2 separate regions of the Homo sapiens genome follow, and region 2 is linked to region 1. A link is an interaction called in ENCODE POLR2A ChIA-PET data of the cell type or tissue named here. Cell type or tissue: Caco-2. All regions are shown on one strand. Links, peaks and the distances in the headings refer to the core of each region. The heading gives the core; the rest is flanking DNA. Region 1 has its middle 84 kb from the start of MTPN. Region 2 has its middle 23 kb from the start of MTPN.

Region 1 (11,606 bases), core at 1,801-9,800:
CCAAGGAGATGAATGTCATCTTTGTGTCTGCTAACACAACATCCAATCCGCAACCCATGGATCAAGGAGAGTAATTTTGATTTTTGAGTCTTACTCTTCAAGAAATAAATTTCATAAGGCTATAGCTGCTATAGATAGTGATTCCTCTGATGGATCTGGGCAAAGGAAATCGAAAACCTTCTGAAAAGGATTCACCATACCAGATGCCATTAAGAACATTCATGATTCATGGGAGGAGGACAAAATGTCAACACTGGCAGGAGTTTGGAAGAAGTTGATTCCAATGCTCATGGATGACTTTGAGGGGTTCAAGACTTCAGTGGAGGAAGTAACTGCAGATGTAGTAGAAATAACAGGAGAACTGGAATTAGAATTGGAGCCCAAAGATGTGACTCAGTTGCTGCAATCTCATGATCAAATGTGAACATATGAGGAGTTGCTTTTTATGGATAAGCAAAGAAAGTGGTTTCTACAGATAAAATCTACTCCTGGTGAAGATGCCATGAGTATTTTAATGACAACAAAGGATTTAGATTATTACATGCACTTATTTGATAAGGCAGTGGAGGGTTTGAGAGGATTCACTCCAATTTTGAAAGAAGTTTTACTGTGGGTAAAATCCTATCAAACAACATTGAATGCTGTAGATAAATCTTTTGTGAAGAGTCCACTGATGTGGCAAACTTCATTATTGTCTTATCTTAAGAAATTGCTACAGCCACCCCTACCTTCAGCAACCTGAATCAGTCAATATCACCACCCTGATCAGTCAGCAGCCATCAATATCAAGGCAAGATCCCTCACCAGCAAAAAGACTATGACTTGCTGAAGGCTCGGATGATCGTTAGCATATTTTAGCAATAAAGTATTTTAAAAATTAAAGTATGTCTATTGTCAGTTTTTAGCCATAATGTTATTGCATGCTTAATAGACTACAGTATATTATAAACATAAGTTTTATATGCACTGGGAAAATAATAAATTTGTGTGACTCATTTTATTGCAATATTAACTTTATTGCAGTGGTCTGGAACCAAACCCACAATATCTCTGAGGTTTGGCGTATATGCCCCAGTGGGAGGGTGATGAGGTGCTGCACTCTGCCTCCCCCGAAACATTATGAGTCGTCTTGATTCTTCTTTATTGCTGGTCATGCCTGGCTGGAAGAAACTCCTCCTGGGTCTTCCTGCCTCCAGTCCGCTTATTCCAGGACACTATGCTCAGGCTGCCAGGACACGACTTCTTGACTCTCATTTGTTCTGTTGCTTCTTATGGTAAAAAATCTAAACTGCCTTCCTATTGCCTATTTTATTGAGAAACTAGAAGTCATTATATTTATTTAATGTCATTTACCTATCTTGCTTCACCTTTTCTTTCTCTCTTAACTCAGGGCATAAAGTATCCCTGTCTCTGCTGAAGGCTGATACCACCAACTGTGTCCTAAGTCCCATCCTCTATCCTCCTTTCCCATTTCTCTTGATCTTCCTCCATCACTTATCTCTCCTCTCCTATATGCAACCTCCTGGTCTTTACTGACTTTTTATTCTTAGCGCACAAACATACAGTAATTGAGTTACTTCCATCATTAAAAAATCCCCCCCAAAAACCTTATTATGACTTCTTCAGTTGCTGTTCTTTCTCCTTCTATTCTCATTCAAACTTCTTGAAAGAATTATTTTTCAGCCAGGTGCGGTGGCTCACACCTGTAATCCTACCACTTTAGGAGGCCGAGGCGGGTGGATCCTGAGGTCAGGAGATCAAGACCATCCTGGCTAACACGGTGAAACCCTGTCTCTACTAAAAATACAAAAATTAGCCGGGTGTGGTGGCACATGCCTGTAGTCCCAGCTACTCAGGAGGCTGAGGCAGGAGAATTGCTTGAACCCAGGAGGCAGAGGTTGCAGCGAGCCAAGATCTTGCCACTGCACTCCAGCCTGGGTGAGAGAGCGAGACTCTGTCTCAAAAAAGAATTTTTTAAAAATAATCTCTTCACCTCCAATTCCATCTTCATTACTCTGAAATTTGACTTCCGCCTACACAGTTCTACTGAATGTTAGGAGCCTATGAGCACCTAATTGCCAAATCCAATAGGCACTTTCTGTTCATTATCTTCCTTGATCTCTCTGCTAAATTTAACACCATTAATCACTCCTGCCTCCTTCGAACTTTTATGTTCCCTTGGCTTCTCTGACGCATCGAAAAATGTTCTGGTTCTCCTCATCTCTATTTGACTATTCCTTTGTGGGCTCCACTTCCTTCACCAATCTTCTAATTGTTGGCGTACCTCGAGGTTTTGTCTGTTGTGTACTTATCTTCTTCTTATGTGTATTCTTTCTGAGCAATTACTAGCTGGATACCAACTCCCAATTTATGTAAGTACAGACATCTCTTCCAAGCTCCAGACCCATATATCCATCTCCATCTAGATGTTCCAGAAGAACCTCAAATGTATCATATCCATAATTGATTTCATTAGTTTCTACTTGGATTCTCCATCTAACTTAGTAGCACCACTATTCATTAGATGTGCAAGAGAGAAGTCATCTTTATTTCTTCTTTCATTCACATGCTCCCTCTTTTTTCAATTACCAAGTCCTATTGATGCTACCTCCTAAATATTTCTCAACCAATTACCTCCCCATCTCTGTTACCAAAACCCTAGTTTAGACTTTCTCTATTCTTGCATGGATGACTTCTAAAGCTTCTACTAGGTTTCCCTGGCACCCATCTTACCTCCAACAAACCCATTCATTCAACAAATACTTACAGAGCATCTACCATACGCATTGTTCTGGGGGTTAGGGAAATAGCAGTGAACAAAAGAGACAGTTTCTGCTGTCACTGAGCATATACTGTGATAATAGGTGAGTGTGTGTGTGTGTGTATAAGTGTCTAAATAACACATTAAACAAGAAAATTCCAGATACCAATTGAAAGACAAGATAATGGGATAGAAGGTAACTGAAGGGGTGGATTAAATTTGGATATTCAGAGTAGAGTTGTCTGAGCTGGTAACATCTCAGCAGAGACCTGAATGATGATGAAAAAGAGCCAGTCTTAGAAGATCTGAAGGAAGAGCATTGTGGGTAGGAAGAACAGCAAGTAGAGGCAGGTTCTGAGGCAAGTTCACGTTGATGTACTTAAAGAACAGGTACTGGCGGGGTGTGGTGGCTCATGCCTGTAATCCCAGCACTTTGGGAGGCCAAGGTGGGTGGATCACGAGGTTAGGAGATCGAGACCATCCTGGCTAACACGGTGAAACCCTGTCTCTATTTAAAATACAAAAAATTAGCCAGACGTGGTGGTGGCCGCCTGTAGTCCCAGCTACTTGGGAGGCTGAGGCAGGAGAATGGCGTGAACCCGGGAGGTAGAGCTTGCAGTGAGCCGAGATTGCGCCACTGCACTCCAGCCTGGGTGACAGAGCAAGACTCCGTCTCAAAATAAAATAAAAAAGAACAGGTACTAGGCTGTTGTGGCTGGACAGTCTCAAGGGAAGAATAGTTTAAGAGGAGGAAGGATCATGTCGAGCTTTATAGGCTATGGATAGATTTGGAAATTTAGAGTATCTTGGGGAGCCATTGAAGGGTTTTCATCAGGAGAAGGATGTGATTTGATCTACCTTAAAAACAGATCACTCTGGTTGCTGCATGGAAAATATGTTGTAGGAGCAAGATTAGAAGTTGGGGAACCAGTTAGGAGATGATTACATTATTCAAGTAAGAAATGATGGTGGCAGGGCTTAAGGGGGCAGCATAGGAGATGGCAAGAAGTGATATTAATAGAATTGGAAGAGAATTTGGGTGTAGAATCAACAGGTCCTGATAAGGAAAGCATCAAGAAAGTCTCCCTCCAACCTCCATTAGTAGCTCTAGAGTGATTTTCTAAATGCAGCTCAAGCCATACTCTACCATTCAACAGTAACCCTCAGTACTTCCTTCCTGCTTATCAATTAAATGCTAAACTCTATAGCCAAAGAGACAAGGCCATCCCTGATGGGTTTCTGCTTTTCTCTCCGGAATACTTCCTTGGGACCCCTCCCTCCCCGGCTGTTAGATGCCTCTTTTGTGTGTGTGTGTGTCCCAGCATCCTGTGCCTTTGGTACCTCTATCATAGCACTAACATCATATTGCAATCGCCTGCGTATGTGTTGATAAGCTCCTATGATGTGAAGACGTGGTCTTGTTCATCATTTTATTTCTAGTGCTTAGCTCCTTGGTGCTTAAAGTTTAGTCCTTGAGCCAGCAGCACAGGCATTGTCTGAGAGTTTGTTTGAAATGCCAAAGCTCAGACCTCACTCCAGATCTAGTGAACTGGAATCTGAATTTTAGCAGCCAGATCCCTGGGAGACTCATATACATCTTGTAGTTTGAGAAGCTGGCTTGTTTCCTGACATACAGCAGGCACTCATCAAACCTGGAATTGAAAAGAGCCAGCAAACCAATCCAGACTCCTCAGAGCTCAACAGTGTTTCCCTTTTGCCACAATAAATACAAATCAAAATTAGCTTTACTGAAGTTAGCTACATCCTACTAGATGCTATGGACACATTCAAAAGTGTCTGCCACTGCATGACTGTTGACTCCTGTTTAAAGTAACATACGTTTTTAATAGAGACAGGGTTTCACCGTGTTAGCCAGGATGGTCTCGATCTCCTGACCTCGTGATCCGCCCGCCTCAGCCTCCCAAAGTGCTGGGATTACAGGCGTGAGCCACCGCGCCCGGTCCCAGCTACTCAGGAGGCTGAGGCAGGAGAATAGAGTGAACCCGGGAGGCGGAGCGTGCAGTGAGCCGAGATAGCGCCACTGCACTCCAGCCTGGGCGAAAGAGCGAGACTCCGTCTCAAAAAAAAAAAAAAAAAAAAAAAAAAAAAGTAACATACGATCAGTGGTTACATTCACTTCTAGGATGGGAACTAAGCACATCAGGGATTTCAGACTCGATTAACTCAAATGTACTCAATTAACTCAAATTTTTTTCTTATAGAATACATTGTAATTTTTAGTAAAGTCACTCATATAATCCAACATCTAAGTTTTTCCTTTGAATAGTTAATACTCTAATTATGTCAAGAATAAACTTTTCCATACCAAAGGTTCTCTGTTCCCATAGGACCTATTAGCAAACCATGCACAAGTGCTAATTAGCTCATTAACACTTCACTGTTATTCTGGGAGATGCTCTCAACTTTGTTTTTTTTTTGTTTTTTGTTTTTTTTTTTTTTTGCCTAAATAAATCTGTAAGGTCAGAAGTTTTCAGTTTCTCTCTCTTTCTCTCTCTTTTGAGATAGAGTCTCACTCTGTTGCCCAGGCTGGAGTGCAGTGGGACAATCTTGGTTCACTACAACATCTGCTTCCTGGGCTCAAGCGATTCTCCTGCCTCAGCCTCCTGAGTAGCTGGAATTACAGGCGTGTGCCACCACACCCAGCTAATTTTTGTGTTTTTAGTAGACACAAGGTTTTGCCATGTTGCCCAGGCTGTCTCAAACTCCTGACCTCAAGCGATCCACCTGCCTTGGCCTCTCAAAGTGCTGGCTTAACTTACCTTTCTTATAAACGTGGACAAGTTGTATCTTATCTGAACAAACCACAAAATGGGACTAACAGTCCACTCCCTACCCAGTTTCCCAGAGCCTTCCAGGGTGATGAAGATTTAGGAATCTCAGGTGCAGGAATTCTGATGTGCATTACAGGCTTCAGTCCGCCTGGTCACTCATTGTCCCTCAGGCATGGGTGTCAACACCAGAGCCCAAGGACAGCTGTGCCCGGTCAGCTTGTAGTAAACAGGCAGGGACCTTAACTTCTCAGCATCTTAGGTACTCGGAATTCACTGCTGCTTGAGCTCAGAGGTTTCTCCTTCACATAAACCCCTTAAAGCCTCCAGAAACCTCAATAGTCCCGTCACCTGAAGGCAGATAATCCACCTTGCTGAGAACAGCTCTCACTCCCTCCCTAGAAATCTTCAGAGAAGCAAGAAGTGGCTCTTTTTCTGTAAAACCTATGGGAAATTATTGAGCTGCCTGCTTCTCAGGTTGAGGAAATGCATGGTGAAAATCAAATGTTTCATGCCGGTCGCGGTGGCTCACGCCTGTAATCCTAGCACTTTGGAGGCTGAGGTGGGCAGATTGCTTGACATGGTGAAACCCTGTCTCTACTAAAAATAAAAAAATTAGCCAGGTGTGGTGGCACACACCTGTAGTCCCAGCTACTCAGGAGGCTGAGGCACGAGAATTGCTTGAACCTGGGAGGCAGAGGTTGCAGGGAGCCAAGATCTCGCCACTGCATTCTAGCTGGGTGACAGAACAAGACTCTATCTCAAAAAAAAAAAAAAAAAAAAAAAAAAAAATAAATCAAATATTTCATTTTTAAAATGGGAAAATTTACTGCAGGGACAGTGGAGTGAAAACAATTATTCTCTTTTGCTGTTGTTTTTGTAGAGTCCGTGTGGGATGTTGCAGAGAGCAGTGGCTGGAAATAGGGTTCTGGATCTCGTTCTCTTTGTCCATACTCGTTAGCATTACGTTCTTGTCACCTCTCTTGTCCACAGTGTTTTCACTAGATGGCCTCTAGCATCCCCTCTAATCCCAACATTTTAGGGGCTCTTTATTTCTGTTTTTCCTGTTTTTTTTTTTTTTTTTTTTTCCCTAGGGAGAATTAAAAAGTGAATTAAGTCGAGCTCTGACCCTCTCTGAGTACCTAAAAAATTCCAGGGATTCAGTAGCCAGTGGTAGTGTGCTGGTAAATGCTTAACCACCAGTGCTGATTTGTAATATTTGCGAATTTTTGTGGTGTAAATAATCTCATCATGGCTGACTTCAAGCTCTCAAGATGATGTTAACCTGCTCACAAAATTTCTGAAAATTTATCAGTCAGCTCTTGCAAGCTGGGATGAGCTGTCTCCAGCACACCTTGGTGAAAAAGCCTCGTTGTATGTTATTCTAAAAAGAACAGGACTTATACAGCAAAGGGCAGGGATGCTTTCCCATTATCTTGGCTCTATGCCTGGTTATGGGGAAATTTAGGATGAACATCAGAAAATTGCAGAAGGTTAGCACTGACATGTGTGACCAAACACCGAGAATAGGAGTGATTCCCATTTGTCAGGATGTCTGACAACTCTCCGGGGCCTTCTGCCAGGAAGTCATCATACCATTCCTGTATGCTTGGAAAAGGGCACGCAATGACACTCAGACATTGGATTGCCAATAAGAATTATTCCAAGTAGAGAGGTAGAGTCTTTTCCATGTGCCAGATATAAGAAGGTCTGGGAGTGGGGTAGGGCTTAATATTACCTTCAGTGTAGTCTCTCCTATTTAGTTTTGGGCTCATTCCCTGAAATCAATTTTAAATTGTGGGCTGGCACTTCTTTCCTGCAGGTACGCATTCATCTCTTGTTGCTATTTCTGATGACTACTACCCTAATTTTCCTACCTTTGTAAAAAAAAATCATTTAGTTCCCAGGATATGTTCAGAGAGACATTCATATTTTATTTTTGTTTAACCACAATTGAAAGCATAATGGAAGGTCATAGGTTTAAGTTTGGAGTAGTGAGTGAGTTATACTGAGAATAATCTCATCCCTTGGCCATGAGGTGTGTACTGTTTCATTCTAAGAACTTCAAGTAGGAAGATGTTCTGAATATATTCTGTCTCATAAGGGAGACACCAGCATCAGATGAGGCCCAGCCCTTAGCAAAGTTAAAATGTCAATAGACCCAGAGCTTAGCAGATCTATAATATCAAGACAAAGCTTGGTGTTCAGATGCCAAGTGCTGATATGAATGTTTTGGTGAAGACTGGGCAGGAATCCTAGTATAGTGTATAGCCCTGAAGTTCTTTGTCTTCTTCCCAGGACAGCATGAAGTGGCCACTAGTGTTCATGGTCAGGGCATACTAGAAACTAACCAGGTGAATTATGGGTCCACATCTAGGTTGATGAGGAGGCAAGGAGCAGGAACAAAGGCCCAAAAGTAAAAAATCATTGACAAACCCAAAGTGTCTATCTCGTAAGTGAATGTTGTTGGGCTCAAGAGAGCTATGACAAGACTAGGTGAACTGGCTCAATTATCCCATTTTCTTAGTAGACAGACACATGCCCCCAGAAAGAGCCAGGCTCAGTGAGGGAAGGTAAAGAGCAAACCCAAGGTCACATATCTAAGAAACAGCCAAGTCAAATATTAAACTGGAGTTCATTTGGGATCAAAATTCTCCAGAGAAATAGAACCAGTACAATGCATACAGACACACACACGTATGTATGTATGTATGAAAGTATATTTGTATGTATACACACACTCCATATATATATATATATATAATATATATACACACACACACACACACACACACACACACATATATGCATACATAATGTATTAGTCTGTGTTCACACTGCTATAAAGAACTTCCCTGAGACTGGTTAATTATAAAGGAAAGAGGTTCATTGACTCACCGTACCCTACGGCTGGGAAGGTCTCAGGAAACTTACAACCATGGCCGAAGGGGAAGTTGGCACCTTCTTCACAAGGCAGCAGGAGAGAGAAGTGAGAGTATAGGAAAAAACTCCCACCGTCAGATCTCATGAGAATTCACTCACTTATCATGAGAACAGCAGGGGAGAAACTGCCTCCATGATCCAATCACCTCCCACCAGGTGCCTCCCTCAACACCTGGAAGTTACAATTCAAGATGAGATTTGGGTGGGAACACAGAGCCAAACCATATCACATACATACATATATATGTTTATATATATATACACACACATATATATATATATATATACACACACACACACATACATGGAATATATATACATACACATTGACCATGGGTTGCCCAGATTAAACATTGTGTCGGGGGGTGTGTGTGTGTGTATTTTTACTATATATGGAAATTGTTTTATATGTCATGAGAAATATATTCATATATACATACAAATATATATTTCTGTGTGTGTCAAATATATATTTGTATATATATATGAATATATTTCTCATGACATATAAAAAATTTCCTTATATATAGTAAAACTATATATTTCCTTATACAGTAAAGATATATTTACATATATTTCCTTATACAGTAAAGATATATTTACATATATTTCCTTATACAGTAAAGATATATTTATATGTATTTCCTTATACAGTAAAGATATATTTATATATATTTCCTTATACAGTAAAGATATATTTATATATATTTCCTTATAGATATATAAATATATATTTATATAGTTCCTTATAGATATATAGTAAAAATATATTTATATATAGTTCCTTATATATAGTAAATATATATTTATATATTTTCCTTATAGATATATAGTAAATACATATTTGTATGTATTTCCTTATAGATATATAGTAAATATATATTTGTATGTATTTCCTTATAGATATATAGTAAATATATATTTATAGGTATTTCCTTATAGATATATAGTAAATATATATTTATAGGTATTTCCTTATAGATATATAGTAAATATATATTTATAGGTATTTCCTTATAGATATATAGTAAATATATATTTATAGGTATTTCCTTATAGATATATAGTAAATATATATTTATAGGTATTTCCTTATAGATATATAGTAAATATATATTATAGGTATTTCCTTATAGATATATAGTAAATATATATATTTCCTATATACAGTATATATATTTTACTATATATGTAAGGAAATATATATATTTCCTCTCTATATAAGAATATATATATTTCAGGCCAGGCATGGTGGATGATGCCTCTAATCTCAGCACTTTGGGAGGCCAAGGCGAGCAGATCACGAGGTCAGGAGTTTGAGACCAGCCTGGCCAACATGGTGAAACTCCGTCTCTACTAAAAATACAAAAGTTAGCTGGGTGTGGCGGGTGCCTGTAATCCCAGCTACTCAGGAGGCTGAGGCAGGAGTATCACTTGAATCTGGGAAGCAGAGGTTGCATTGAGCAAAGATTGTGCCACTTCACTCCAGCCTGGGCGACAGAGTGAGACACTATCTCAAAAAAAAAAAAAAAAGAATATATATATATTTCCTTATAGGTATAATAAATATATATTTATGTATTTCCTTATAGATATATAATAAATATATTTCCTTATAGATACATAATAAATATATATTTCCTTACATATATAGTAAATATATACTTATATACTATATATAGGAAATACATATTTATACTATATAAAAATAAATTTAATACTATATAAAAATATAAATTTATACTATATATAAACAAATTTATACTATACCTAAATTTTTCCTGTAATTGTATATAGTATAAATTTCCTATATATAGGACATTTATATTTGTATATTTTATATATTCATATATTTCCTATATATAGGAAATATATATTTCCATATATAGTGCAAATATATATATATTTCCATATATATAGTAAATATATATATATTTCCTTATCTATATATATATATATAAGGAAATTTGTCGTGAGAAATTGGCTCATGGGACTATGGAGGCTGAGAAGTCCCACAGTCTGCCATCTGCCATCTGCAAGCTGGAGGCCCAGGAAAGACAGTGGTGTAATTCAGTACAGGCGTGAAGGCCTGAGAACAAGGGGAGCAGATGGTATAGATCCCAGTCTGAGGTCCAGAGAGAAGATGATATGTCCCAGCTCAAGTAGTGAGGCTAGAAAGAGGGGGTGAATTCCTGCTCCCTCCACCATTTGTTCTATTCAGGCCCTCAACAGATTGGAAAACGTCCATCCACATAGGAGAGGGCAATCTGCTTTATGGAGTCCACTGATCCAAATGCTAATCCCATCCAGAAACACCCTCACAGACACACCCAGAAGCAATGCTTAATCTGGGCACCCTGTGGCCAGTCAAGTTGTCACATCAAGTTTATCATCACATCCCCCACACAAAAGCACCCATTCTGCATTTTCCGGAGCATGGGTGAGGAGTCCTGGAATAACCTGTACAGGAAGGATGGCAGTGAGGACGATTTGCCTGAATGACGGAGATGTAAATTAGCTTGTGTGTGAAGAAGCTTTTTAATGAGAAGAGGAACGCTACAAAATGGTGTCTACGTTAGGATTATAAGTGTTGCAAATATTTATACATATGGCTTATATTTGGAAGGGGATAAAGAAAAATGAAAAGGTAGGCTGGTAAGGTTATGTGTGAATATTTTATAAACCTTCCTTTCTTGACTTTGTAATGTTTGAATATACTCAAATCTTTTGTGAAAAGGGTTTTCTATTTTATGGAGAACAAAATGAGCTGGAATTTCCCTGGAGGAATTGAAATCAGGCAGAAGGAAGAATTTCTCTGTGGGATATTTAGATTCCAGGAAGTGCTTATGTAAGAGCTGGGACACCATCTGCAAGAACGTGGAGAGCATTGGTGGCCCCTGGAGCAGGGGACAAACCAGGTTGCTGCCAAAGGATCTTCCCATCTGGAGATTCCTATATTATTCCCATTTCACAGATGGGAGGCTCTGGTTCGTAGCATTAACTGAGATGCCAATGTGATTCTGTGTGTGGGTGGCATGGAGAGGCCTAAACAGCCAGGCTCATGACATAGGGAAAGTCCAACTTTGGTAACTGCTTCCGATCTCCTCCAGGCG
Region 2 (11,606 bases), core at 2,217-10,216, 110 kb after region 1:
CCAAACCAAACCAAAACAAAACAAAACAAAAAACCCACACAGAAAGCCTACATGAGTATAAAAGTCAGTTTTCTGTTTTCCTTTTTTTGTTTGCTTATAATCTAAATATAGACTCAGTATCATGAACAGCTAAGACATGTATAGTTACTTTTTTTATTTTTATTTTTTGAGACAGGGCGTCTCTCTGTCACCCAGGTAGGAGTGTAGTGTTGTGATCATGACTCACTGCAACCTCAATATCCCTGGCCCAAGCCATCCTCCTGCCTAAGCCTCCCGAGTAGCTGGGACTACAGGTGCACACCACCACACCCAGCTTCTTTTTTTAAAAAAATTATTTTTAGTAGAGATGAGGTCTTGATATGTTGCCCAAGCTGGTCTTGAACTCCTGAGCTCAAGGGATCCTCCTGTCTAGGCTTCCCAAAGTGCTGGGATTACAGGTGTGAGCCACCACAGCTGGCCATAGTTAGTTAAACAATTTCAAGATGAGATCTCAGAGAGCCCTTTTCTTCACCATGGCTGATTAAGCTCTCTAAAAGTAAGGTACAGTGTCAGCACTGAGTTCTAGGCAGCAGATGCTGAGTCAGCGAGCAGTAATTGTCTAAGACCTGAGTTGAGTCAGAGATCTTAGCATACAGGCTATGTTGTGTGTGCGTTTGTTGGGGGTGGGATGAGGTGGGGTGTGTGTGTGGCTACGAATCTGGGAGGCCACAGCAGTTGGGCTGGACATACAACCGGAATGATCAAATGTGGAGCTAGAGCTGCCTAGATACTCTGCTTCAAAGGATCCAGCTTCATTTTTAAAACAAGAGTAGGCTGTGCTTCAGTGGACTAATTTATGGAAGATGGAGACCGTGAGGGGCCTTGAAATTATAGCTCTGATCTTTCAGAAACTACCTACCAAGGATTGGGTCCTGCTGGCAGCAGCAGACTCAGAGTGTGGCTGGCTTAGCTGAGAGAGGATGAATCATTTTAGGAAGATGGTGAGTGAACTTGATGAAACAGAGATGTTTAGTTTAAAGATAAGGGGGATCCTGACTTTTTGTAAAGTTTATTATGAGAAGAACATTACCGAGATGTTTGAATTTCTTCATTTTTGTAAATTGTATTTCACTTTTTTGGTGTTTTAAATTTTTTAATTATTTGTAAATTAATACGTATTTGTACATGGAACATGTGAAATTTTGATACATGTATGCAGTGTGATTTAATGTGATGAAATCAAGGTATTTAGGATATCTATTGCCTGGAACATTGATCATTTCTTATTGTTTTATTCTTATTGCCTTGGTTTATAGAGGCAAATGTATTGTCACAGACAGAATAGAACCAGCTGGAAAGTGTGCTGGTTTTTCTTTTATTAACCACAGCTATGTGGATTCTGGTGCCCAGCACCACTAGTCACTTTTGGCAGTACCTGAATTTTAGGGTACATCTTTGGTTGAGATGAATAGTCTTTGAAATGTTAGCTTTGCATTCCTAAATATATAATAGAAAAAGGCAAATGTCAGTCTGACACAGGTGACAGCAGTTGCTGAAATGGACCCTGGATTCATTGTAAAACCAGATGGTTTAGGAGACAGAAATTTAGATGGCAAAGTCTGCCATATTGAGTTGAACAAATAAAACCTTAAAGGAAGAGCCAAAGTCTTGATGGACTATTAAACAACAACCTGTCTTGATGAGCAGGCATCAATAACATGTCAGTGCTGGTTACGGTAACAATAAGAAGACAATATAACCTCTATTCAGATGCATCAAGGATAACTTCCAAAAACATGCCTGTAGCTGGAGGGAAATGGATTTTCAGTTCAAGTTACACACATTGAAATGTCTGCATTTGTAACACTTCTGACTAATAATTCTGAAATGTCTTGCTTTGTATTTACTTAAGAATACATATGGGGCAAAGGAATCAAATTCTGTAAAATGGAAAGATGGGTTACTAGGAAACATACATAAATATACACAAATAGATACTAATGTATGTAACTGAGCAATTAACACCTATAATTTACTTTCTTCCAAATAGGTTCATTCCAGTCTCTGAAGCAGTTCACGCTGTTGACTCTGGGCAGTAGCATCTTTTCCTCACCTCGTATTGCCAGTAACTGGAGCAATATGAGGTAGGGAGAAGATGTCTCCATGACCTGCTCCTTCAGAAGCTCTGTGCTTCATCAATAGTCAACTGATAAACACTTTCCAGTGCCCAAAGCCAAAGGATTGTGATTGTTCTTTATGTCACTTATTTCTTTATAGCTTTCCTTATGTGGCTTATTTTCCCCTCCAATGCTGGAGGATAAAGGAATGAGGAATTACAGTACTTTGGGAAACTTCAAATGTTCAGATCCAGCACTGAACTCTATGAATAATTATCTCCGTGTTGCAAGGTCCTCCAGTAGAAAGAGAATGAATATTTCTGCCAGCTTTAGGGTAATTTACTAAGGGAGAAAGAAGGCAATTCCAACTTCCATGAGCTGTGTCTTTGTACAACATAAAATATCTAAGTCATAAATAAAAGTCTTATAAATGTTAAGACTAATGAAAAAATCATGTATCAATATGTTCAACACATTTCTCTTGATTGAATAAGGCTTGGAGCATAATATTTCTGTTTTAAAGATTATACCTATACATTTGTTCTTTCTTTGATCTATTTTATGTCAAATTTTTGTTCAATAACAAATCGTAAGATTGTTCTTATGAGAAAATGTGATATTTTATGATGATTCATTTTATTTTCTATCCCTAGGCACTGTATAGTAAAAATTTGGAACCACATATATGTATATTTTCTTTTCTTTTCTGTTTTTTTTGAGACAGAGTCTCACTGTGTCACCAGGCTGGAGTGCTGTGGCAGGATCTCGGCTCACTGCAACCTCTGCCTCCAGGGTTTGAGCAATTTTTCTGCCTCAGCCTCCCGAGTAGCTGAGACTATAGGCACACGACACTATGCCAGCTAATTTTTGTACTTTTTGTAGAGATGGGGTTTCAGCATGTTGGCCAGGATGGTTTTGATCCCTTGACCTTGTGATCCGCCCACCTTGGCCTCCCAAAGTGCTGGGATTACAGGTGTGAGCCACCACACCCGGCCTATGTGTATGTTTTCTAGTAAATTTGGGGAGGGTCCAATTGTAGTATGACCCCTTCTCTACCCCTCAAAATATGTAACTATGCAGATTCATTCTCTGGGTAGGAGCAAGTGTAATACAGATTGCATGTTACAGATATGCTGATTTTGTAGCTTAAAGCGAATACTTAACTGGCATGCATGCCATGAGACAGCCTTGTCATGGAGGCCTATACTTATTAACCACAGGACAGTAGATTGTGGAAAGGAGTTCGGAAGGAAAAGAATAATGGTAAAAACAAACATCCTATTGTTTTATAGATTGTCAAATGCTTTTACATGATTTCACGTGCACATCAAACTTACCCTATGAAGTTGGTTTTGTTTTAAGTCATTTTGCAGTTGTGGAAATGAAACAGAGAGAGATTCTGTGACTTTCCAAGGCCATATAAGCCGTAGGTGGAAGAGCTGGATGTCCATGATGGCTTCAGGACTATACTGTTTAGAAAAATCAGGGGAAGACATACATGGGTTAGTAAGCACTGGAGTTGTGTTCATTAAAGTCCCCAGTTTCAATGCACATAATTGAATAAATATGTTTCAGAATTTTCAGAACAGGAGATCTGGGTGTGGCTTCATCTTCCACAGTCCACGTTTGAGGATGAGATCAGAAAGAATCTTGCTTTAATGACCTGGCAGCCAGAAAATATGTCACTAGGCCAGAAGTTGAGGAGGAAGAGTTATGGAGTGAGAAAGGAAAACTGGAAATGCCTATGAAAGTCATTGTATTCCTATCAGAGTGCTCAAACTCCAAAGTATTGACATTTTGGGTCAGATAATATTTTGTGGGGAGCTGTCCTGTGCATTACAGGGTGTTGAGCACCGTCCCTCGCTTCTACCCACTAAGTGCCAGTAACATTGTACCTCCTCATCCCCAGTTGCATCAGCCAGAAATGTCTCCAGGCATTGCCAAATGTCCCTCAAGGTACAAAACCAACCCTGGTTGAGAACCATTGATTAAGATGAATCAGACTGAATTGAGTAACCAAGACTGTATGCTTCAACTTTACCTACTGCACATGGATTGCACATGGAATTTTCTTCCCCCTCACAGTGTTGTAAAGTATTTTTTAAAGCAATGAGATAAACTTACCAAATGTATGCTTATTGGACAACTTTCTACAGATGGATATCATTAGGGAAAATAAGAAAGGCCATTATGGTCTTAAGGAAAAAAGACTTTGGGGAAAAATTCCAAATTCTTGAGACACTGGAGTAGAATATTATCCAAGGCAGAAACTTTCTGAGTCTCCTGCTTTTACATCAAATGAGGCTGTTGGTAGGCATGTAAAATGGTGTAATCTTTTTGGAAGTCCATTTGGCCTTGACTCTGCTGTCAGAGGCTCCTTCTCTAATGTATGGAAGAGCCTCTACTTCATATCAGTCTCACTGGTACCAATCACAAAAGCTCAGAACCACTCATTCCAAAGTTTCTGTTGAGAGAAACTCTCATAACTGTCCCCTAGAAAAATAAAATAAAAATACCACAAGCAATAAGATTTTGAACCTCTTCTAAGGAGGTCGTGAATAGAGACAACTTAATTTTTAAAGGGCAAGAGGCTTGTAGTATTACAGCTTCCAAGTGTGGAAAGGGCACAAGGCTTAATGGAGAAATATAATATGCAATTAATGATTTGCTGGTGAAGGAATCCATCATTGTAAAAATAAGGACACCAAATAAATAAACCAAACAACTAGTATCTTGACCATTGTTTTATCCCAGCTTCAAAACTACCATGTAGACCTAGAAAGGAATATAATGAGAGATATAAATCCTTGCCTTGAGAGAACTTATCTGCAGGAACTTATTGAATTTTTAATATGTGGATTAAAAAATCATGTTCAACAAGGAGAAATCATTAATGGCTATTCTAGTGGACATTTGCTTTTAAAATTATTTTGGCTGTCCAGCGTGGGAATGCTCATCTTATGTTTTGGAAATTACCCTTCCAATGAGTCTTGGAAGGAGGCAGACTTGCCTGTAACCATAGAAGAAGAAAATGCCAAATACCAGCTCTTCAGGCATATCTCTGAGACCTAGCCTTCATCAATGTGATGGAGCAGGCTGAGAAACCAGCAGTGTTCTTACAGCCTACCAGTGATGTGCGCGCTGGAAGAATCACATTCTGTAGGAGCAGCAGCTGGAGGAGGACTGAGTTCCTTAGGGTAGCTGGCCATGTGCAGCATCTGGGACTAGGGGCGTTGGCAGACCAAGGGGACAGAGGGTTCTACCTTGTGATTTTGGGTGTTGTTATCAGCTGCACAACTCCCTGTCCATTTTCCAGTTCTTTCAGTGATTCTGGGAGTCACCCACTATGTTTTTAATAGATTCCATTTTCTGCTTAACTCAGCTGGAGTTGATTTTTTCTTGCCTGCAACTAAGAACCCAGAGTGATACAATCATTAGCTTGTAAGAATTACATTAACAGCCTTAGAAGTGGAAAATTTGTTTTCCAAAAAAAAATTCGGTTATTATAGTAGTGATAACAATAATAATAGCTAACATTTCTTAAGTATGTACTCTGTGCCAGGTGCTGTTCTATAAAATGTTCACCTATTAACTCATTAAATCCTGACAATAATCCTATAAGCAAACTGAGACACAAAGGAGTTCAAGTACACAAATGGTAAAAATGCAGACTTAGGCTTTGAATCTGAGCATTTTGACTTCAGGGCCCATACTTTTTTTTTTTTTTTGAGGTGGGGTCTCTCTCTCTGTTGCCTACACTGGATTGCAGTGGCGTGATCCTAGCTCACTGTAGCCTTGAACTCCTAGGCTCAAGTGATCCTCCCACCTCAGCCTCCTGAGTAGCTAGATAGGACTACAGGTATGAGCCATCATGCCTGGCTATTTTTTTCTATATTTTATTTTTTTTATTTTTAGAGATGAAGTCTTGCTATGTTGCCCAGGCTTGTTCATGCTCTTAACAGTTATCAAGTAAGAATCTGTCTACTTTGCTAAGAAACTTCCTTTTCCATAGCTTTAATATTTTTTTCAGATTTCATTAGGGAAAGAATCTCTATTTCTTCTTTGATAATTTCTAACACAAGACTTTATCTTTCACAGTGAGGAAAAAGGGGCTACACTGGCATAACTCAGCCAGAGTAGAGTAGGGTCTTCATCCTTTCACTCATTCATCCACTCAGCAAATATGTAATAGCTGCCTGGGGTAGGCAGACGCCAGTGATATTTGCCTTCATCCTTTCACTCATTCATCCACTCAGCAAATATGTAATAGCTGCCTGGGGTAGGCAGACGCCAGTGATCTTTGCCTTCTGGTGTTTATGTTGTTGCATCATCCTCTCTCCTTGAGTGTGTGCTGGCCTAGTGACTTGTTTCTAACCAGTAGAATGCAGCAAAGGTGATGAGATATTACTTCTATGATAGTTTACATAAGATTGTAACTCCTCTCTTGCTGTTTCCTTCTTGGCTTGCACACATTGATAAAGCAAGCTGCCACAAAATGAGCTGCTATGTTGGGGTGGCAAAGGACTGGTGGCAGCTTTCAGCCAACAGCCAGCTGGGTGCTGAGGATCTCCTTCCAATAGCCCTTGAAGAACTGACCTCAGCCAACAACCATGTGAGCTTGGAAGCAGATCCTTTCCCAGTTGAGCTTTCAGATGAGATCCCAGCCCTGGCCAATACCTTGATTGCTGATCTGTAAGAGACACTGAAGCAGAGCACATGCCCAGCTAAGCCATGCCCAGGGCTCCCGACCTCACAGAAACTGTGAGATAAGAATTGTGTGGTGTTTTAAGCTGCTACATTTATAGTAATTTGTTATGCAGAAATACATAATGTATGTAGTACTTTTTTGTGTGTGTGGCAGTTTTTCTAGATAGACCAGGTCCCTGACCTCATGGAACTTTTGAAAGAAATGAACATGATAACTTCAGGTAGTTATTAGAGCTTTGAGGAGAATAAAACATGGTGATGCTATAGAGCTATTCTCTCTAATGGGGTAGGCCCTACCCATACACAGGGCTATTTAAATTAAAATGAAATAAAATTAGAAATTCAGTTTCTCAGCCACAGTTACTTGGTTTTAAGAACTCAGTAGCCACATGTGCCTGGCTGGTGGCTACTGCATGGAATAGCACTTGAGAACATTTCCATCATCACAGGAAGTTCTACCATGCAGAGCTATTGCAGAGAATGACTTGAGGAATGAGTGGCTTCTCTAAAATGAGAAGCCAGGGGCCAGGTGCAGTGGCTCACACCTGTAATCCAGACACTTTGAGAGGCTGAGGAGAGTGGATCACTTGAGATCAGGGGTTTGAGACCAGCCTGGTCAACATGGTGAAACGCTGTCTCTACTAAAAATACAAAAATTATCTAGGTGTGGTGATGGGCACCTATAATCCCAGCTACTTGGGAGGCTGAGGCAGGAGAATCACTTGAACCTGGGAGGTGGAGGTTGCAGTGAGCTGAGATCTCACCAGTGCACTCCAGCCTGGGTGACAGAGTGAGACTCTGTCTCAAAAAAATTTAAAAAAGATGAAAAAAAAATGAGAAGGTAGGGAAGGCTTCTCTGAAGGGGAATTATTTGAGGCAAGACCTAAACGATAAGAAAAAGCCAGACTTTCCAAGCACAGCTGCATTGTAAATTAAAAATAAATAAAATAAAGAAAAAGTCAGACCTGCAAAGATCTGGAGACGGGATGTGCTTGGCAGAGGGAACAAGATGCATGAAGATGTACGGCAAAAACCCTCAGGGTGTATTTGAAGACAGTATGGTTGGAACTTAGGTGACACAGGAGAAGAGGAATAGCAGTGATGCAGGAATGGGAAGCTAAGGGGCCAGGTGGTGTAGGTTCTTGGGTCCAGGTTAAGGGTCTTGAGTTGTACTCCATGTACGATGGGAGGTCACTGGAGGTTTTAAGCACAGGAGTAACGTTATGCTATTTATGTTTATGTTCTCAACAGATCACTTTTTCTGGTATTTGAGTAGATTGTTGGAGGTAATATTCAACAAGCGACTGCTTTTTTGGGAAAATATATTGATCATTTAGAAGACTATTTCAGTAGCCCAGGCTGACCTGGGCAGTGGCCATTGAGTTAGAGAAATAGACAGATAAATGATCTATTTTAGATGTGTGACTGGCAAGACTTGATACATTGGATGCAAGAGGGCAGGAGAAAGGGAGGAATCAAAGATTATATCTACAATTTTGATTTGAACAAAAGGTTGGATGGTGATAGGAAGAGGAAAGACTGGGAGAAGTACAGGTTTGGAGGGCAAAAGTGAAGGGTTCTCTTCCAGTTGTGTTAAATCTGAGATGCCTTTTAGATACCCAAGTAGTCAGGTAAAGTAGGCCATTGGATATGCACCCAGAGTGCAGAAAGGTCACAGCTGGAGATATAAACTGGGAGTCGTTGGGTTACAAATGCCACATAAAGCCATGGGACTGAAGGACATTTCCAGGGAAAGCACAGAGATGGAAGTGAGTCTGAGGGCTCTGTTGGAAAAGGAGGGAGAAAACAGAAGAACATTGTGTATACCACATAATCTTTCTCTCCCTTGAACCTCATTATTCCATAAAGAACTGGGTTAGTATTAAAAAGATCAACTCCTAGGATGGAGCTCAGCTAGGCTTTTGTATAGCAATAGCTGTCTGGTATTTAAAACACAAAACTGGGGCCTGGAGGTGGTATAGAAGGGAGAGGAATTAAACTGCAAGTAAACTCCAAACCATGTACCATGGAGGCCTAGAAGGGTCATCTCTTCAACCCCATCTGTGTCTCTTCATCCCTGATTCCTCAGGTTCTAGCCACAGTGGTGTTTCAGGTGCTCAAATATGCTAATCTTTCTACCTCAGGACCTTTGCACAAACGTCTTCCTTTGGCTGCTTCTTTTTCTCCCCCTTTCTTGGCCACTTGAACTCTAGCAAGTCTCTCTTGTTTTTCTGTCTCAGGAATTTTTATTGTTTCCTATATGGTTCTCATTACAATTTACATTCTTTCAACTTTTGGCTGCCTCTCCTAATAGAATTGCAGTTTTCACAAATGAAGAAATGATTTATGTATTTTTTTAACCTGTTAAAATCCTTTGTGCTTGGGGATAAATACTTGTTAGATGCATGACCTCACTGCCTGGGGATGAATATGGTTGTGTGAGTGAACTTATTCATTGAGTGTTAGACACTATAAGTTGTGTAAGTGGGTTTGTCTTATTTAAGCCTCTCAGTTCTGTGGTATAGATATTTTTATACCCATTTTACAGATGAAATGATAGGTTGAGTAACTTGGTAAAATTCACACACCTGGTAAGTACTAATAGCAGAAGCAGCATTTGAAGCCAGAGCCAGGTATTCTAAAGTACGTATACTAGAAGGGAACGGGAATATGAGGGCAAGCTCGGAGATGCAAATGGAATAATAGGCCATACGAGAAGACTCACTGCCACCCAAGTCCAAGGGGACTGCTGATTTAAAGAAATCAGGGCAAAGGCAGAGTTTCAAAGGGGCAGTGTTGTGGTGGTGAAGCATGAGATGTGGGTATATTGTTCAACAGAGCGGTTCAAGAACAGGATGGGGAAGAGTGGGAAACAGGCCTTTTCTTGGAGATAGGGCACAAAAGAATCAGACAACTAAGTCAGTACTAGTTCATTGACTGTGGTAACCAGGCCACTTCTTTCTGCCACCCGGGAAAAATAGAGGAACTATGAGCATTAAGAAATCTGGTAGATAGGCCCGAGATTTTTAGGGGGTAGTCATCTTTCATGCATTTATATCATTTATTATCATATATTTGTAAGATTATTTGATTAACATTTGTCTCTCTGTAGATTTCATAAGGGCTATTTATTATTTTTTGCTTCACTCACTGTTGTATAATAACACCTGGCCGAACAGCATTAATAGAGATCAGTAAATATTTTATGAATGAATAATAGACAAATGATAGTAATAATAGGAAACACAGTGCACATATGCTATGCTCAAGGAATTGTTTAAACACTTTACACATATTAACTCAGTCCGTTCTTACAATAACTCTATGAGATGGGTACAATTATTTTCTGTATTTTATAGATGTGGAAACTGAGGCACAGAGAGGTTAAGTCAGTCATCCAAGGTCACACAGCGAGTCAGTGGCAGAGCTGGAATGGAACATTGTTCTGGAGACCATGCTTTTACCATTTTGCTACACCACCTGTGAACAAATGAACACATGCACAGATGGCTGTTCTAAGGGCCACTTGGCGTCTCTGCTTTTGGACAGAGACCATTCTAAGACTATTTCAAAGCCAGAATTTTCTTTTAAAGATGAAGATTGCTAATATCCTGTCTGTCTTGTCTTTTATAAGATCTATAAAGGGAACCGTTGGCCCGCAGAGAATTGGATGCATAAGGTAACCAGCTGAAATGCAGCAGGACAGAATAGAGACTGGCGGGAGGGGGACACAGCAAATAACAGCTGACTTTGGAGTAAGGAAATTCCAAGATTAGAACTTAGTACCAGTGTAAAGGCAGAGGAAATGGAAATGGAGGCCCCCTCAATTGTAAGTCAGACATGTAGAGCTGGGAAGGGCTTTGCAGGAGTAAATGGAATAGCATTTCCTAAACACGCAGGTTTTTTTTTCTTCAGACATAAAGTTAAAAAGGTACGGAATGAGAGAAATTCAGTTTTAAGTTAGCATCAGAATGAACACATATGTACTTTGTTTCTTGGTTATAAAAAAGAAAACTTTGGAATAAAATCTATTTTTAAATGTTATAATAACTGGCCAGGCATGGTGGCTCACGCCTGTAATTCCAGCACTTTGGGAAGCCAAGGCAGGTGAATCACTTGAAGCCAGGAGTTCGAGACCAGCCTGGCCAACATGGCAAAACCCTGTCTCTACTAAAAATGCAAAAAATTAGCCAGATGTGGTGGTGCACACCTGTAGTCCCAGCTACCAAGGAGGCTGAAGCAGGAGAATTGCTTGAGCCTGGGAGGTGGAGGTTGCAGTGAGCCAAGATTGCAGCACTGCACTCCAGCCTGGGTGACAGAGTGAGACTCCATCTCAAAAAACAATAAAATAAAATAAAATAAAATAAAATGTTATAATAACAGAGTACGTGTAACTATATATAGAAATACTATGAAATGTGATTGTTAATTTTATTGCAATACTAGACTGTTGTGTTCATTATAGGAAAGAATGATCGAGTTTGAGGTGTAATGCTTTTAAAAATTCATTTTCCTTTTTCTATGACTATGCTTCCATTTCCCAATCTATTACTGATACTGAGAGTTTTAGCTGACTGAGGCCATTTAAAATAATATAATTTAGTCTTCCACCTTACTCTGAAACCCACACTGAAAACAAATATTTCTTAAAAAGCAATTACATTTATGTGCTTATTACCTGCCACATATATATTATAAAAGTTGATTGCTTTATGTAAGAGAAGTTAATCTGAAATCATTCTTAGCTAAATGTAATATTCTCTGTACTTGTTAAAACAAGCAAAATAAAATGGCAGGAGCAAT

The links. ChIA-PET counts read pairs that join two places held together with the same protein. Peaks named below come from ENCODE experiments on the same cell type or tissue, not always from the same donor. Only the 100,000 strongest peaks of a DNase experiment are listed, where the experiment ranks them.
Region 2: POLR2A ChIA-PET joins it to region 1 with 13 read pairs; 3 of 35 experiments call an interaction of 5 or more read pairs at or near these places.

What each region holds. Positions count from the first base shown.
Region 1 is chr7:135,887,866-135,899,471 of GRCh38, forward strand. No RefSeq gene overlaps it. Among named protein-coding and RNA genes, the nearest start is that of MTPN, 84 kb to the right of the region's middle. In Caco-2, for the core only: no CTCF peak of the experiment used is centred there; no DNase peak of the experiment used is centred there.
Region 2 is chr7:135,994,070-136,005,675 of GRCh38, forward strand. It overlaps a transcript of LOC105375523 not described here. Among named protein-coding and RNA genes, the nearest start is that of MTPN, 23 kb to the left of the region's middle. In Caco-2, for the core only: no CTCF peak of the experiment used is centred there; a DNase peak (open chromatin) is centred at 6,402.